Regions from separate parts of the Homo sapiens genome. Here regions 2 and 3 are each linked to region 1. Evidence: chromatin contacts called from ENCODE Hi-C or POLR2A ChIA-PET data. All regions are on one chromosome and are shown on one strand. Each heading gives the region's core, a stretch centred on a gene start or an enhancer-like site at or near the end of the contact. The rest is flanking DNA. Distances are from core to core; before and after follow the strand shown.

Region 1 (5,142 bases), core at 1,664-4,163:
TAACCTGAGATAACTAGCTACAATCTACATGCAAAATCTGTCAAGCCATACACTTGCTTGACATCTCACTTGAATGTATTATTTACATCAAGACTACCTTTGGCAAACCTAGGGGAGCATAGGAACCACACACTCATTATATTAGGTAGGCAAAGTTTAACTTCAAAATTTGCCGTAAACTTGGCAAATGTTTGCAGCAAATAGAAATTACTGTTGGAGGGGCAGAAGTCATAAGTGACTCCCAAATAGATATGCCTTGTTGATATTTATTTGGGTTAACATTTTAAAATCCAAGACTTTCCAAATAACATAAAATAGTGACTGCAAACCACACTTAGATGTACCTACAACGTCAGACCCATTATGAGCAATGGCAGGTAAGTGTAACAGTAGAATATGCCACGACGATGGGGAGAAATCTTTTACTCAACCCTTATTACACTGTTTCCAAATTGCTCCAGTTTATGTAAAATAATTTGTATTGTTTTCTTTTTTAATTGTACATATCCCTTCTGAGATACAGAGAAAATTAAGCTTTTCCATAAATTCAGTATTCACAAAGCTAGGGAGTTAAAAGCCTGTAAACACAAAATTCACTGACCTGCATCAATTTAAGCACTATTAAAAGAGATTGCAGCTCAAAATCTAAAAAGAGCTGCTAATCCTGCTCTACAGATAGTAACCAATCAGTGTTTATCCTCACAATGCATTTGCTCTTCCTGTTAGGAAGCGCCGGAGTGAGGAGAGGATATGGAATACAAGAGTATATCCTAGTATGCAACTCACTCCTTCTTATGAAACACCTAAATAATAAATTCAACTTAATTTAAACTGTAACTGGCAAATGTCATCAGTTAACAACAATGATCAAGGTCAGAAATGTCCCTGCTATTATTTTTATAAAATCTGTATACAGATCACAAACACAGAAATTGCTACATGAAAATTTCTATGCATATTCACACGTGCGGTAAACACTACAAGGCATAAAAACAGAAGAATGTTAATATTCAGAACTCTTCAAGGCCATTTCTCTTAAACATTTCAAAATACTTTTGGATTCTGTCTCTACATCAACACCGAAAACTGACCCTAACCCTAACCCTACGTTGTTATAATGGATCATCAATTAAATTTGCAGAATTCCAAAATTAAGTTGCTTTGAGTCTGATAAAAATACACACATAAGTTATAAGTTATCTGCATAAGAATTATCAACAAGAGAACAAATTAGAATTTATGGTCAAATTATATAGTTCACAGAGTGAACAAAAAGTGTAAAACCAAAGTGGCCGTCGCTGATTGCTACTAGTTGGATTAAATGCATGTCTTGGTTAATCTACTATAGTTTCATGTGTTGTTTAGCTTACTTGAAAAAGTCGTCAAATGTTCCTAGATTGCAGATTGCAACATCCTACCTAAAACACCTGCAAGTGACCAAGAGACCACCCAGTGATCCCAAAGTCTCCATGGCAGAGACAGGATGAAAAGTAATATCCCGACAAGACTCTTCAGCATTTAATTAAGAACAGGAAAGCACAGGCAGGAGATGAAACTTTACAAGCCTAGGCGTTTCTCGGCTTTTAAAAAATGCTGTGAGTTGGTTTTCCCAGCAAGGAAGGTTGATGAGCATGCACTTGGCTCCAAGAAGCAGCTATTACACAAATAGAATCCAAGTGCCTGGCTAAGCCGCCCAGCCTCGGTGCGTCGGGTAACAGCCAATGGCGGCGGCCTGCCAGCCTCGCCCCGCCCACCTCCCGCCGGCCCCGCCCCTCCACCTCGCCCCCTTCCGCGGCCCCGCCCCGCCTCCCCGCCCTGTTCTTGGCGGCCTGGGCTCCGCGGCCCTGCTGGCGTCCTTCGTCTGTAGTTCCTGGCTTTTCCACCGTCAGCCACTCGTTTTAATTACGCGAACGGGTTCCAACTCATCCAGCCTTTAAGTTTGGGTGGTGGTTTTGAGAGGGGGAAAGAGATGCACCAAAGGAAGTAGGGGAAAAATAAAACCTTAAGCGCTGGGCGCGCCACGCGGGACGCAGAGGTTAGGGGCGCGCGGCGAGGTAGCGGGGCGGCGGCGCGAGACGGCGCAGGGGAAACACTCGGTGCCTGCGTGAGTCTGGCCGCGCCGGCTCATGTGTACGCGAAGCTGTGTCAGCAGAAACTTTAGAAAACACGCTGTGCGAGCGGCCGCCGCCTCCCGCCTCCAGGAGGAGCCTGCGGGCGCGCGGGGCGGACGGTGCCTGCAGGCGGCGGCCGCGCTTGCCCGGAAAGGAATGTGGCTGCGGCCGGCGCCTCCTTCCGCGGGGTCCCACAAAGGCTCATCTGTGCGCGGCGCGGCGCCGTCGGAGGAGTCCGAGCCTGTTCAGTCAGGCTGAGGACGCGGTTGTTTTCGTCCCCCTGTCCCCGCCCCCACGAGCCTACGTGCGGGGTAGGGAGGGCGGCACCGGAACCCCCGCCCGGGTCGGGCCGAAAGGAGCGAGCGGGGCCTGCCGGCAGAGGCCGCCGGGCTGCTGTGTGACTCGGTCCCCTCCGCGCTCGCCGCCCTCATCCTCGCCCAGCGCCTCCGCGGCAGGGTTAATTCCGCCCGCTGCCTGGTGGTCCCACTCCCGGGGGATTCCGGGGTCCGTGGAATCACTGGTTCTCCCTTCGGAGGAGCTCGGCTTCTTCCGTGGGCGCGGGCGAGTCTCCCCGCTGTACCGCGGGGCCGGGGCTTGAATAAAACAAAAGAAACCAAGGCGAGGTGTGGACGCGCAGTGAGGACCGGAAAGCGAGGCCTGAGAGCTGGCGGCCTGAAAGCGGTCCTGCGTCCTTCACACCCTCTCTCTAAAATCCCCCTCTCTCAAGCGGGCCCTGACCAAGAGTAAAAGCGCAGCCGAGGAGGGAAGGACGCCGCCGCCGCGCAGGCATCCGGGCAGGGACGGGTGGGCGGGAGATTCCGGGCCGCTGTTCAGGGCAAGCGCTAAAAGTTTCCGGGTCCCCGAATTTCTCATTTCTTTATCGAATTCTGCAAAGAAGTAACGTTCCTTCGGCCATTAATATTGTAAGAATGTATCGTTTCTAGCCATAAGTTCCAGGTTACTTTTTGTAAGAAAATTAAGGACTCAAGTAGATCAGCCAAAGAAACCACGTACAGCATAAACTCACGTACCACTCCTTAAAAAAATAATTTATTGAGTTATGACCAAGAGTTATATAAGGGGAGAGGTAACAAATCTTTGGTGAGGAAAAAGCGATGGAAAAAATATTAGAGAAGCATAATTTTGAGGAAATTACATATAGTTTGAAACCACCACTGTTTAATATTTTGACTCGCGATCTGAGTAGGAGAAATGACCAAGCTAGGCTGTTGTTTATGTGATGCCATCTCATTCAGTTCTACCTACTATTTATAGCTCCAACAGCATCAGAAAGAAAAACACATGCCTAGTGGCTAAAGCATTCAAACACAACCCCTTATAAAAAAGTTAAAGTTTGGGTTAATTAAAAAAAATTAATTTCATATTAAATATATATTTTTAGGTTCCAATTTACAGTTATGTAGTTATATATTATCGCAATAAAAAGATCTGCCCATGGACTGGTTTTTGGTTTTGAGACATGTTTAAATTACATCCCTTACAGAGTGCTCAACTTGTATGGGGGTAAATGACTAACATGATGTTATCTACAAGGTTAAAAAGCAAGAATAAAGAACTAACTACATTTTAGGTCAGTTCTTCATCAGAGAAGGAATGTTAAAAATTTATTTCCATCCAATTTATTTTCTAAATATTATTAATTTTCTTAAATAAAACATTTCCTGAACGGCAAATTTGCTTGTTATGTCTATTCCCTCCTTCCTGAAATGACTTTCTCCTATCCCTCTAACAGCTTTGTCTTTTGCTACTTCTTCATCCTCCAAGTTGTGCCAATTTGTTTCACTTTTTATTTATCTTTGCTAAAAGAGAAAGGCAGGGGGCGAAAAAACCCTAAAGGACTTAAGATTTTCAGATGGTTCTAGCTCTAGAAACATAATGGCTGCATATGAAGGGGAAGACAGGAGTCGTCCAGATACACCCAGATTTTCTTTTGGCTTGGTGGGAAGAATGAATGGCATGGTTGTGTCCTCGGCAATTTGACATGCTTGTGGTATATCCGCGGAGGTGACCCGCTGGCAGCAGGAAATACAGGTCATGGCACAAGTTGCAGGAGACTAAAGAACATGGATTCGCAGGCAATTAGATGACAGTTGAGTGAGCGTGGATGACTGAGTTTTATCATAAAAAGGCATCACAAAGGACGATAGAGCCTAAAACAGAACCTTCAGGAGTACCAACATTTAATGGACAAGTTCTTCCCTCCTTCCTTAATGAAAGCAAAAGCCACCAGGCTAGAAATTTTACAATTTCAGAACTGCTTTTTCCTCCAAATCTAGAGAGAAATAGGAAGTGAAACATGGACTCAGGTAACACTAAACAGAACTAAATTTAACTCCTCCAAGCAGTGGCTTTGGAGAAGTTAGACAAGTTTCTTAGCATCTCTGGGCCTCAGCTTCTTCATGTATATGACGACAGTCTGCTCTGATGGTTGTTATGAGAATGAAATCAGCACTTACCAGATGCTGGCTATAAACATCATCTGACCATTCCTGAAATACAGACTAGCCTCCATTCCCATTACCAATGCCTTAACTGAGACTCGCATCTCTCCTCCTAAGCCTAGAATACTGTGAAACTGGTTTCCTTGACACCAGGCTCTTTCCAACCCATTCTCCCTCACAGTGCCCCCAGTGTCCTCTTCAGATAACAGATTTGAACATGTCATTCTGCTTAATATCCCTCAGACCAACAGAACTGGGTCTAGACTTCTTACCTCGGGATAAAGGGCTTTGGAGAATCTGTTCCTAATCTGCCATATGATATCACCCCTTACCTCAACTCATTATTGGAATATGAAGCACCCTGTCATGATTTCTGTGCTGAGCCTACCGTATTTTTTTTCAGCCCTTTATTCATACAGATCCCTTCACTTTCCCTGTACATTTGCCCTTTGAGGTCATGCTTCCAAGTCTTCCCTGACCCCCCATGGTTGGAATGTACTGCACTTTATGTACTACTGCACTGGACTGATAGAATTTTACTGTTGTATATATAATCACATATATGTCTA
Region 2 (5,142 bases), core at 1,573-4,072, 380 kb after region 1:
GCTTTTATTTTCCACGCTCTGGATTCGTCACCAGTATCAATTAGACCAGTGTTTAACCCATGCAATGATGTTCTTTTTGAAAATTGTAATGATGGTCTATTTGCTTATTCCTGTAATTCCTATTTAGTTTGTCCTTTATTCTTTAATGCTACTTCTTCCTTCTCCGTCTCCTAACCTCCTCAGTCTTCTGTTCTTTTATTACGGTTTATAGATGATCTTTTGTGTCTTGGGTAGGAATGTTTGCTTTATCTCTCTCGGCGAACACATTTTTTTTCATTTGCTGCCTCTGCCGATTATTCCACAGTGACTCATTTCCCTATGTGGCTTGTCATCTTTGCGCATGAGCTCATCTTCAGTGGGGATTAATTTTCTGGGGTGACATGGGATCCCGACCGTGCTCTTGTCTAGATATTCTTGTTTTCCATTTGCTCTTCTGTGGGGCCCAGAGGTTTCCTTGGTTCTGTACCAGTTTTCTTTTTAATTTTTAAATTAAAGTTTACCATCTTAACAATTTTTTGTTTTTGAAACAGGGTCTTGCTCTGTCACCCAGGCTGGAGTGCAGTGGCACAATCATAGCTTATTGCTCCTTCAAAGTCTCTGGGCTCCAGCAGTCCTCCCACCTTGGCCTCCCAAAGTGTTGGGATTACAAGTATGAGCCACTGCACCTCGCTCAACTTAAAAATTTTTAAGTGTATAGTAATGTTCAGTAGCATTAAGTATATTCATGGTATTATGCAATCAATTTGCAAAACTTTTTCATCTTAGAAAATGGAAACTTTATACCCTTTAAACAGTGACTCCCTGTTTTCCCCTCTCCCCAGCCCCTAGCCACCACCATTCTGCCTTCTGTCTCTATGAGCTTTAACTACTCCAGTTACCTCATATAAGTGGAATCACACAGTATTTGTCGTTTTGTACCTGGCCTATTTCAGTTAGCATAATGTCCTCAAAGTTCATCCATGTGACAGCATGTGACAGAATCTTCCTCCTTTTTGAGGCTGAATAATATTTCTTGTATGTATATACCACATTTTATTGATCAGTTCACCCACTGATGGACACCTGAGTACTTGTGTCTACCACCTTTTGGCTATTGTGAATAATGCTGCTATGAACATCGGTGTTCAAACATTTATTTGAGACCCTGCTTTCAATTGTTTTGGATATGTTTACAGAAGTGGGATTGCTGGATCAGTGCCTGTCTTAATTTCTTGGTTGGGGTTCTCTCCTCATGTAGGTAATACAGATGTGAACACCACACATGTGTGTAGCAGGCACTGGCTTCAGCTTCCTATGGGTGAGGCTTCCTACCCCTTGCACTATGGCAAGCTCCCTTGCTGATTCTCTAAACCAAGGCACCGACTTTCTAAGCTCAGTGTCACCACCTAGGCACAGCTTCATGGCTTCCAGTTTAAACAGGAGTTTCGTTTCAGCTTTTCTGTCTTGTACAGGCCCAAGGCCTCATCTCCTTTTGCTGTACAGGCGTTAAAACTTGAGTCCCACGCCTGTTAGGCCTGTATCTGTTTACAACGCCCCTGTCATCTGTTTGGCTTCAGCTTGCACTCACCTCTTTTTCTTTGAGTTGTTCTTTTTTCCTGACATCAGGGAATTTTCTTTCCTTGCTTTTGAGTATGCATTAAAAAATAGTTTATTCAGCATTTTCAGTGTTTGGGGTGTGTGTGTGTGTGTGTGTGTGTGTGTGTGTGTGTATGTGTACGTACTTTCAGTTCTGTTTGAGCTGTGGTGCCAATAGATATTTATTTGTTCATTCAAGATTTTCTGACCGTTTATAGCCTACACAATGATAAGCCTAAGATGACTAAATAGTAATCTTCTGAACTCTTGTAACTCGGGAAGATGTTAAATCATAATACACTAACAGGCAAGATATAGATGTTGCTGTGCAATTGTGGCAGTGGAATCCATTTTTAGCTTGAATCCCAAACAGAAAGGTTGTCTTCCTACTAAAGCTGCACAATGAGCCCCTCCTCAAGCCGTGCCCTTGTGAAACCAGGTTCAGAGTACAGAGACCCGCGGGACCAGAGCTCTGAGCAATGAGGTTGCAGACAAGACCTGGAGCCACACACACCAGAAGAAAGGGGAGTCTTCCTGTGTCAATCAGCAAGAACAGGCAGGCATTTTTGCAACACGCATTATAAAATAGCCTACGTTGCAGAGACGTGGCCTTGTTAATTACTATTTAATATACATGTAACAAGCATATCAGCAAAGATCAATAATTTTCTGCAGATAAGAAAAAGGCCAGTGAGACTTTCGCTGGTGTTATTTTTGTCTGCGTCTATTGGTTTCAGTGTTGCCAGCTTCTTCCTTTCCAAATCCAGGCTATATGAGACAGAAAGAAAACCCAGAGAACTCAACACTCTCATTGTTTGAGTCCCAAGTCCCCCATTCAGTCTACCTCCTTCCATCCACCTTTCAAAGTCTTCTTATGTTTGATTTATATACATATATAATGTCTAGGGTTTTTAGTTGCAATTAGTGGGAGAAATAGGAGAAGTACACCCTATCTTCTTGGTGGATGATTTTTTTAAAAAAAATAAACTTGTGTTATTTTACTGCAATCATTACATTACTATATGCTTATTAACATCTTTATAATATAGAAATGATGAAATTGAGAGTAACAATTGGGCTGGGTAAGATTGTGAAGTAGGTGAAAGAAACAAACACAGTTCAGGCAAGAATATGGGATTAGCAAAGCTGCTTTTTATTTCACTATAACTTTAGACACTTTGTGTTCACATTTTTTTTCTGCAACAAAAATTTTCTTTTCTTTTCTTTTTTTTTGAGACAGAGCCTTACTCTATCACCCAGTCCGGAGTACAGTGGCGTGATCTTGACTCACTGCAACCTCTGCCTCCTGGGTTCAAGTGATTCTCATGCCTCAGCCTCCTGAGTAGCTAGAATTACAGGCACCTGCCACCACGCCCGGCTAATTTTTGTATTTTTAGTAGAGAGGTGGTTTCGCCATGTTGGCCAGGCTGATCTCAAACTCCTGGCCTCAAGTGATCCACCCGCCTTGGCCTCCCAAAGTGCTGGGATTACAGGCAAAAATTTTCAGTTTTATAAAGAAAGATGAATAGAGATGAACTTTCTTTTAAGAAAACCTGTTAAGTGTGAACCCGGGCGGTGGAGCTCGCAGTGAGCCGAGATTACGTCACTGCACTCTAGCCTGGGCGACAGAGCGAGACTCCGTTTCAAAAAAAAAAACAAACGACAAAAAAAAGAAAACCTGTTACGTGTAGATTTGAATTTACAAAGTGGATAGATAAGGATGTGATTCTGAGTTTTACTCCGAGTCACCCCAAATTTTTCAGGAACTCAAGTGTTATATAAAGTTAACTCAGAACAATTTTACTTGATTATCACTCTGGGATTCTTGGCATGAGTAGAATTCACGTCAATAAGTACAGTAAAGCCCTGTTTTGAAAGTGCTTTGCTATCACAGATTATATTACAGTAGGGTCAAATCATTTTCCACGTATAATCCCTGATATATGACTTGAGTAAAACAACGCATGAGGCAAATATTGTTCTTGCATTCTGATACCAGTGTCACAATAGGGTTCTACTGAATTATTAGTAAAAACATGTTCAGTGAGATTTCTTGCCCTGGATGTAAACTTCAGCCAGGCACTGATGCTTTTCCCATTAGCATCATTATGCTGAACGTTACTGTAATGGTATTCTACTGTCACACAACACTGGGGTCTAAATGAGTTTTTCCTAAAACAGGCCTATTCACAAGGTGAGCCTGGCCATCTCACACCATTTCTTTCATGCCTCTGTTTTGGCAGACATTTCCCCATCTTCATTCATCTTCCTGCAAGAAACAACTCCAATTCACACCATGAATTGTAATGTTAACTATACTGTACAGTGGTTTATTTAAAAGCCAGAATCTATGTTGTTTGATAGCCAAACTTACAGTGGGGGAAGGGCAGACAACCCAGTCATCAAAGGATAAAAATCTATACTAATCTTAAAAGCAAAACACAGTGTAGTATTTCTTGTCTATTTTTCTACAAAAGAAGGCCATTGTATTTCTGTTCCTGGCCATGTCAGCAGTGATGGTCCACCCCACAACGGCCCCCACCAGTTTTTTTCAAGCATTGATTGTTGACTTCCCCTGACACCCCATCACAACCCATTAGTACTGAAAACTGACAAGCCCAGCTGCAGCAGCAAAATGGCAAGTTTGAAAGAAAATATCGAAAGCACAGGCAAAGCCCAGCTCTTAGGGACCCGCACGAGACCCAAATGCAGTGACTCCTCCCCGCCCCCACGACACCTTCGCGGAGGTCAGCAGAATCAGCAGATTTTCTTTAACCCACACTCCAAGGTCTTGAGGAAATTATAAGGAGTATTGCTTTATTTTTACTTTCATTTTCAAAGGAACTGAGTTGAGGAATATGAAAACAGAGTTGGCTAAAGTGCTTTTGCTGAGAAAGCTAATATACATTATGTCTCTTTTCAGACTCAAGCGTTTCAGGCGTTAGTGGCTCAGCAGTCCTGGGCTTCTGAAGGCCACACTTTAAACCCTGGCAGCTTCTTAAGTTATGAGTCTTTTTCTTCTTTTTATTCAGCAGAGTTTTATGGTGCCTGTGTTCCGAGAGTTACAGTAATAGCAATCGCGAACATTCCTTGTGATTGTACAGTTGATTGCCCAGGGGAAAAAGGTGACAACTCTAGATTTCCAATAGACCTTGTATTTGCAGAGCTATGAGTTCAAGCAAGGCCAGACAACTTGTTGAAATCTTAAGAGCCAAGACACAAGGTGAATCTAACTTTAGCTAAAGAGCTGGATGTAAGTTTTGTGCAGTCAAAGCCCTGGAGATGGGGTAACTAAAAAAATGGTGACCATCATCCATTTAGGTAAAAAATCTAACTGCAAATGGTCATTGAATCAAGAACAGATAAGAATAAAGAGCCAAATGAAAAACCAGCATTAAGCAGGAGTTCCTGTGTTTTTACCCCTTGTGAGCAGAGAGGATGCAGTGCGCAAGCGTGGGCTAATGGCAGTGATGGTCTGCCTCATGGCAATGATGGTCTGCCTCCGGAATGGGCACTTGGAAGCCATTGTTTAGCACCGTTCTTGCCTGGGGATGGTAAGATGGCCTT
Region 3 (5,142 bases), core at 1,944-4,443, 300 kb before region 1:
GCCAGGGACTTCCCGTCCCAGTGTGTGGCAGGCTTCTGAGGCTCTGGAAACACCATCTCCCAGGATCTGGCACCAAGCAAGTCACAGGGCAGGTGCTGGGGGCTAGTGAGAAATGGGGCTGTAGTAGTCTCCACAAACAGGCCTTGACCAAGGAGCTCGCACCTCCTCCTCTCCTTGGTATGTATCCCACAAAGATCCTCAAAATGCAAATTTTGAGGCTGAAGTGTAAACCATTGGTTTGTGTCAATTGCCTTTTCAGTCCTGTGTATATTGGGAAAACAAGCTTTCAAGTAGAAAAAAGGAAGATTGCCTTTTACTTTGGGGATTTAGAAAGAAGATAGAGGTTTGTGAGCTGCAACATCCAAAACAAAGCAGACACCAGTTTCCTAGGATGTGCAGTTACTTTCAATGGAGACCAGCTCTGGAATGCAGGACTCTGTAATTTCCCTAGATTACAAGATCTATTATCTCCCTTCTGTTCCTTATAGTAAGCAGTGATATAAACCTTAAATTATTATTATTATTATTATCATCATCATCATCATCATCTTGAGACGGAGTCTTGCTCTGTCACCCAGGCTGGAGTGCAGTGGCATGATCTTGGCTCACTGCAACCTCTGCCTCCTGGGTTGAAGCGATTCTCCTGCCTCAGCCTCCCAAGTAGCTGAAATTACAGGCGCCGCCACCACACCCAGCTAATTTTTATATTTTTAGTAGAGATGGGGTTTCGCCATGTTAGCCAGGCTGGTCTCAAACTCCTGACCTCAAGTGATCTGCCTGCCTCGACCTCCCAAAGCACTAGGATTACAGGTTTGAGCCACTGTGCCCAGCTTAATCCTTAAAATGTTTCTGTCGTTTTCTAAGGGGACAGCAAAGAAGAGAGTGGAGGAATCTGCACTTTTTCTCCCTAAGCAGTCTTGGGAAAACAGATTTCCAAGTGCTAAAGTGTATGGTGTGGATTTTAAGAGGTGTAATCCATAAGAGGAAGGCACACAGAAGATGTTCTCGAAGTGGAATCCGTGGCAACAGCATCACCTGGGAACTTAGACATACACGTTCTCAGCCCCCACTGAGTCACAGACTCTGGGAATGGGGCCCAGCAAGCTGAGTGCAATAAGCCTTCCAGGTGATTCCAATATTCAAGTTCACACTTGAGGACGACTGGCACAGTGGATAAGGAAGGACCTGCTTTTAAGCCCTGTCTCTGCCACTTAACAGCTGTGTGAGCTTGAGCAAGTTAGTCTTTCTGAGTTTATGGAGAGGAATAAATGAGATAATGTACTTGAAGCACTTAGTGCAATGTCAGATATATAGAAAGCACTCAATACATGTTAGCAGCTATGGTTACTGTTATGTATGAGGGGAAGGAAAAAGGATAGGTCCTTCAACAAATTAGCACAGCATTTACCAGCTTAAAAGCCCTTTCAGATACTGACGTGTTTCCAGGAAATCCAAAGGTCACATACATTCTGTGTGATCTCATCCACACAAAAATTTGAACAGAGCAGTAGTTTTTTATCATCAGAAACCCCACGGAGCTTTTACATTCTGCCCTGCCACCCGCGGGCCTTCAGAGCTCTAATCTCCCGTGGTAGATAGACCTTGATAATCCATCATTTTTAAAAATCCCCATAGGCAATGCTGCAAAATAGCTACTGGAATCAAAGGTGGTAATAGTTAGAGCTAACATGTATTGAATATTTATATGTGCCAGGCACTGTGCTAACTTCTTTATAGATGTTGCTTCATTTAATTCTCACAGTAATCCTATGAGTTAGGTACTATCAGTTTTTGTGTGTGGGGGGGGCGGGATGGGGTGGATGGCAGAGTTTCACTCTTGTCATCCAGGCTGGAGTGCAACGGCTCGATCTCGGCTCACTGCAACCTCTCCCTCCCAGGTTCAAGCCATTCTCCTGCCTCAGCCTCCCGAGTAGCTGGGATTACAGTCCCGCATCATTAGACTCCGCTAATTTTTGTATTTTTAGTAGAAACGGGGTTTCACCATGTTGGCCAGGCTGATCTCGAACTTCTGATCTCCACCTGCCTCAGCCTCCCAAAGTGCTGGGATTACAGGCGTGAACCACCGCGCCTGGCCTACTACCAGTTTTTAAATTTTACAGGTGAGGAAACTGAGCTATAGAGGGGCTAAGTTACCCCAAGTTCACACACCTGAGAAGCGGTTTAGGACCCGAGCCCAGGTTTGAGCTATTAACTGCACTTCACTGACGCAAAAATGGATGCATTCATTTACTCATTCATCCAACATGCATTTGATGTTGGTAACCAGTTAATATCTGAAAGCTGGGGGATATAAACTGAACATAGAGTCCCATCTCCATCCTCAGGAAACTCATGCCCTCCGGTGATGGGGGGCAGGACAAATAGCAGAGAGACCGCCTTATTTTACAAGATGTCATTGTTCTCTGAGAGGCTGAAAAGATTTTCTATCACCACTAGCCTCCTCCTCTCCACGGCCATTTACAGAATGGGCAAACCAGCCTCCCAGCGGAAGACCAAGCTTGCTAGCGGTCAACGTTGCCGGCAGCTCTGCAAGCGCTTCCAGCGGGCGTCGCTCTCCTTTCGGGGGTGGTACTTTCATTCGGTCATCCTGTGAGTGTTCCACTTCCCGACGGAGGCCGAGCACTCACACCGCGGCGGAGGTACCCGTCACCGCAGAACCGGGTGGCTGGCTCTCCTCCAGGGAGAAAGCCTGTCACTTATTCCTCAACACTGTTGGGAAGTTACCTAGAAAAGTACAGACAGAAGACCTAGGCTTGCGTTTTAGAATCGTGGAGTGTTAGCGCTGGCCAAATCGTTGGACACAATGTAAGCTTGATCAGGAAAATGAGCTCCAGGGTCTCACAGGCGGGGCCTGGAATCTTGGCGCAATCTGCGACCCTCACTGCCTCCTACAGTCGGGGCTGAGCGTTCTTTCAAACAGCCAAAGTAATCACTTAAGTCCAGCAATGATCTCCTTGGAGAAATCAAAAGATCCTCCCTAAGAGACGGCCTTGGAGGGCATCGCCCCTGGGGCTGGGCACAGCACGTCTTCCCGGCCCCGGCGCGGGAGGAGGGTTTGGGGACAGCGGCCGCACTCCGGACCCTTCTTCAGATTGCACAGGAGGAGGCGGTAGCGGAACCTTTCTCCTCCGCCTGGTTCTCGCTTCCACCCGGGCCCAGTTGGGGACGGACGCACTAGAGGCGACCTAAACATGGAGACAGCGGGCGCTGCAACTGGGCAGCCGGCCTCTGGGCTGGAGGCTCCGGGGTCCACGAATGACCGGCTTTTCCTGGTTAAAGGTAAGATGTGCTGTGGTGAGGTGCGGGCGTCGGGGTGAGTTAACCCCGGACCCTGGCTTGCTCTGGAGCGGGCATTCCCACACACATCCCGCTCTGAGAGCCCTTAGCTTGTGCTTGCCCCTGAGTTTAGCCCGCGGAGTCTGGCGGCCCAGGGAGGGTAGGTCGCTTACTGGGTGGAGTCTCCCCTTGGGCGGGGCGGGGGGCAGATCCCGCGAGCTATTCTCCCGGGCGTGCCATATTTCCCCGTCACCTCTGCAATTGTTCTAGAGCCTTGCCTTTTCTGATTGCCATCGTCTCTTCTCCTCCCCGTGAGAAACTTCACGCTGTGGTCCCAGGGGAGAGGGGAAGGGAAGCTGAACCTTTTCTCTGCGCTCGGGAATAATAATTCGGAATGACCCAAGGAACCAGAGGTCGTGCGGTCACGCGTGTTTCTCAGCCGCTGTCATTTACTGTTAGCAAGAGCTGCTTAGCCATGGTTTCTTGAATTTCAAAAGTGATTTTGATTGTAACTCGAATAGTATCTTAAACTTACTTTTGTACATCTTTTTAACCTCTTTTTATTTAATTTTTTTTAATATCCCCCCTCCTCCCCGAAACTCTTGGCAGGTGGAATTTTCCTTGGTACCGTTGCTGCAGCGGGAATGCTAGCTGGATTTATTACAACATTATCATTGGCTAAAAAGAAAAGCCCTGAATGGTTCAATAAGGTTGGTGACACTGAAATCCATTCATAGCATTGTTATTGTTTACAATATATGGCAGCTTTTGCGTAGAAAAAATAAAATATTGATGGTCTTTCACATTGCTTTAAGATGTGAATTTATATACGCTCATGGATTCTAGAAATGTACAAATTAACCAAGTCTTTATTTTCATTTAGAAGGATGTACTTATGTGCTTTCTTAAATTTTAGCGGAACAAGACTTTGAAAGCTTATCTGGTACATTTCCTATTCACAACATGACTTTGAATCTAAATTTGGGCCAGGCATCGTGGTTCATGCCTGTAATCCCAGCACTTTGGGAAGCCGAGAGGGGCAGATCACCTGAGGTCAGGAGTTTGAGACCAGCCTGGCCAACATGGCGAAAACCCATCTCTACTAAAAATACAAAAATGAGCCAGGTGTGGTGTGGCACTCCTGTAGTCCTAGCTACTCGGGAGGCTGAGGCAGGAGAATCACTTGAACCCAGGAGGCTGAGGTTGTAGTGAGCCCAGATAACACCACTGCACTTCAACCTGGGTGACAGAGCGAGACTCTGTCTCAAAAATAAATAAATAAATATTCACACAAATAACTGTGTAATTACAATTTGATGTGTGCTATGGAGGAAAAGTGTTACGTAAAACATCATAAAAAGTCAAGTTTCCTTTCCACTTACATTTATCTTTAATAATCATACTTAAGCCTTATCGATACCATAATGGCAAGAGACCATGTTTAAAGTGTGCTTGGATCCCCTCTGAATGCTCTAAGCTTATATGGAGCTTCCTAAATCACTGCTATGGACCTTGTGGGTCATTTTCTCTCTATGTTATAGAATGTTTTCAGAGCAGAAATATATTTTGTGGTGGAAATCAGAGTAGTGCCTTAACAGTAGAGTTTTGGTTGATTTCTAAGCCTAAGTTATGTTAATCCTTGGCTCACTGATCTTTTTAATAATCTGATGAAAACTAGGGATTCTCTGGGGCTGAAGAGCGCACGTACACATATCACAACTTTCCATCCTATTTTGTTATTCTGAGATTTGATCATCACAGATGCTCTTCGGGGTCTAACAGTGGTTTTCAAACTGCAGTCCACAGAACCCTGCTGATCCTTGATCCTTGGGTCCATGAAGTCAG

Evidence for each region. Hi-C counts contacts between places; a loop is a spot of excess contacts on that map. ChIA-PET counts read pairs that join two places held with the same protein, here RNA polymerase II (POLR2A). Pooled maps may share reads with other maps.
Region 2: a loop to region 1 is called in a map with no recorded cell type, with 6 times the contacts of the local background. The contact joins two enhancer-like sites. A Hi-C loop is called at or near these places in 9 of 37 single-sample maps with no recorded cell type and 4 of 50 pooled maps.
Region 3: a pooled map shows a loop between it and region 1 (6-fold over the local background). The contact joins the promoter of TMEM242 here to the enhancer-like site in region 1. A Hi-C loop is called at or near these places in 9 of 50 pooled maps. POLR2A ChIA-PET finds 5 or more read pairs at or near these places in 2 of 52 experiments (BJ and activated CD4-positive, alpha-beta memory T cell).

The regions. Positions count from the first base shown.
Region 1 is chr6:157,018,807-157,023,948 of GRCh38, reverse strand. The region is part of intron 4 of ARID1B (AT-rich interaction domain 1B); the gene reads right to left. Among named protein-coding and RNA genes, the nearest start is that of MIR4466, 240 kb to the right of the region's middle. RefSeq lists silencers at 1,674-1,763, 2,064-2,583 and an enhancer at 4,806-4,855. Within about 2 kb of position 2,913, at least 40 of the 41 ENCODE cell types and tissues checked have a DNase peak (open chromatin) inside an H3K27ac peak, as active enhancers do.
Region 2 is chr6:156,634,376-156,639,517 of GRCh38, reverse strand. No RefSeq gene overlaps it. Among named protein-coding and RNA genes, the nearest start is that of ARID1B, 140 kb to the left of the region's middle. Within about 2 kb of position 2,822, at least 3 of the 41 ENCODE cell types and tissues checked have a DNase peak (open chromatin) inside an H3K27ac peak, as active enhancers do.
Region 3 is chr6:157,321,570-157,326,711 of GRCh38, reverse strand. TMEM242 (transmembrane protein 242) reads left to right here and starts at 3,193. Exons shown (of 4, transcript NM_018452.6): 1 at 3,193-3,300; 2 at 3,907-4,007. The coding sequence starts at 3,213. TMEM242-DT (TMEM242 divergent transcript) reads right to left here and starts at 3,078. Exons shown (of 1, transcript NR_187268.1): 1 at 2,235-3,078. It overlaps LOC105378076 (a long non-coding RNA gene), which reads right to left and starts at 481. Exons shown (of 3, transcript XR_943165.2): 1 at 1-481. RefSeq lists enhancers at 2,481-2,910, 3,091-3,430.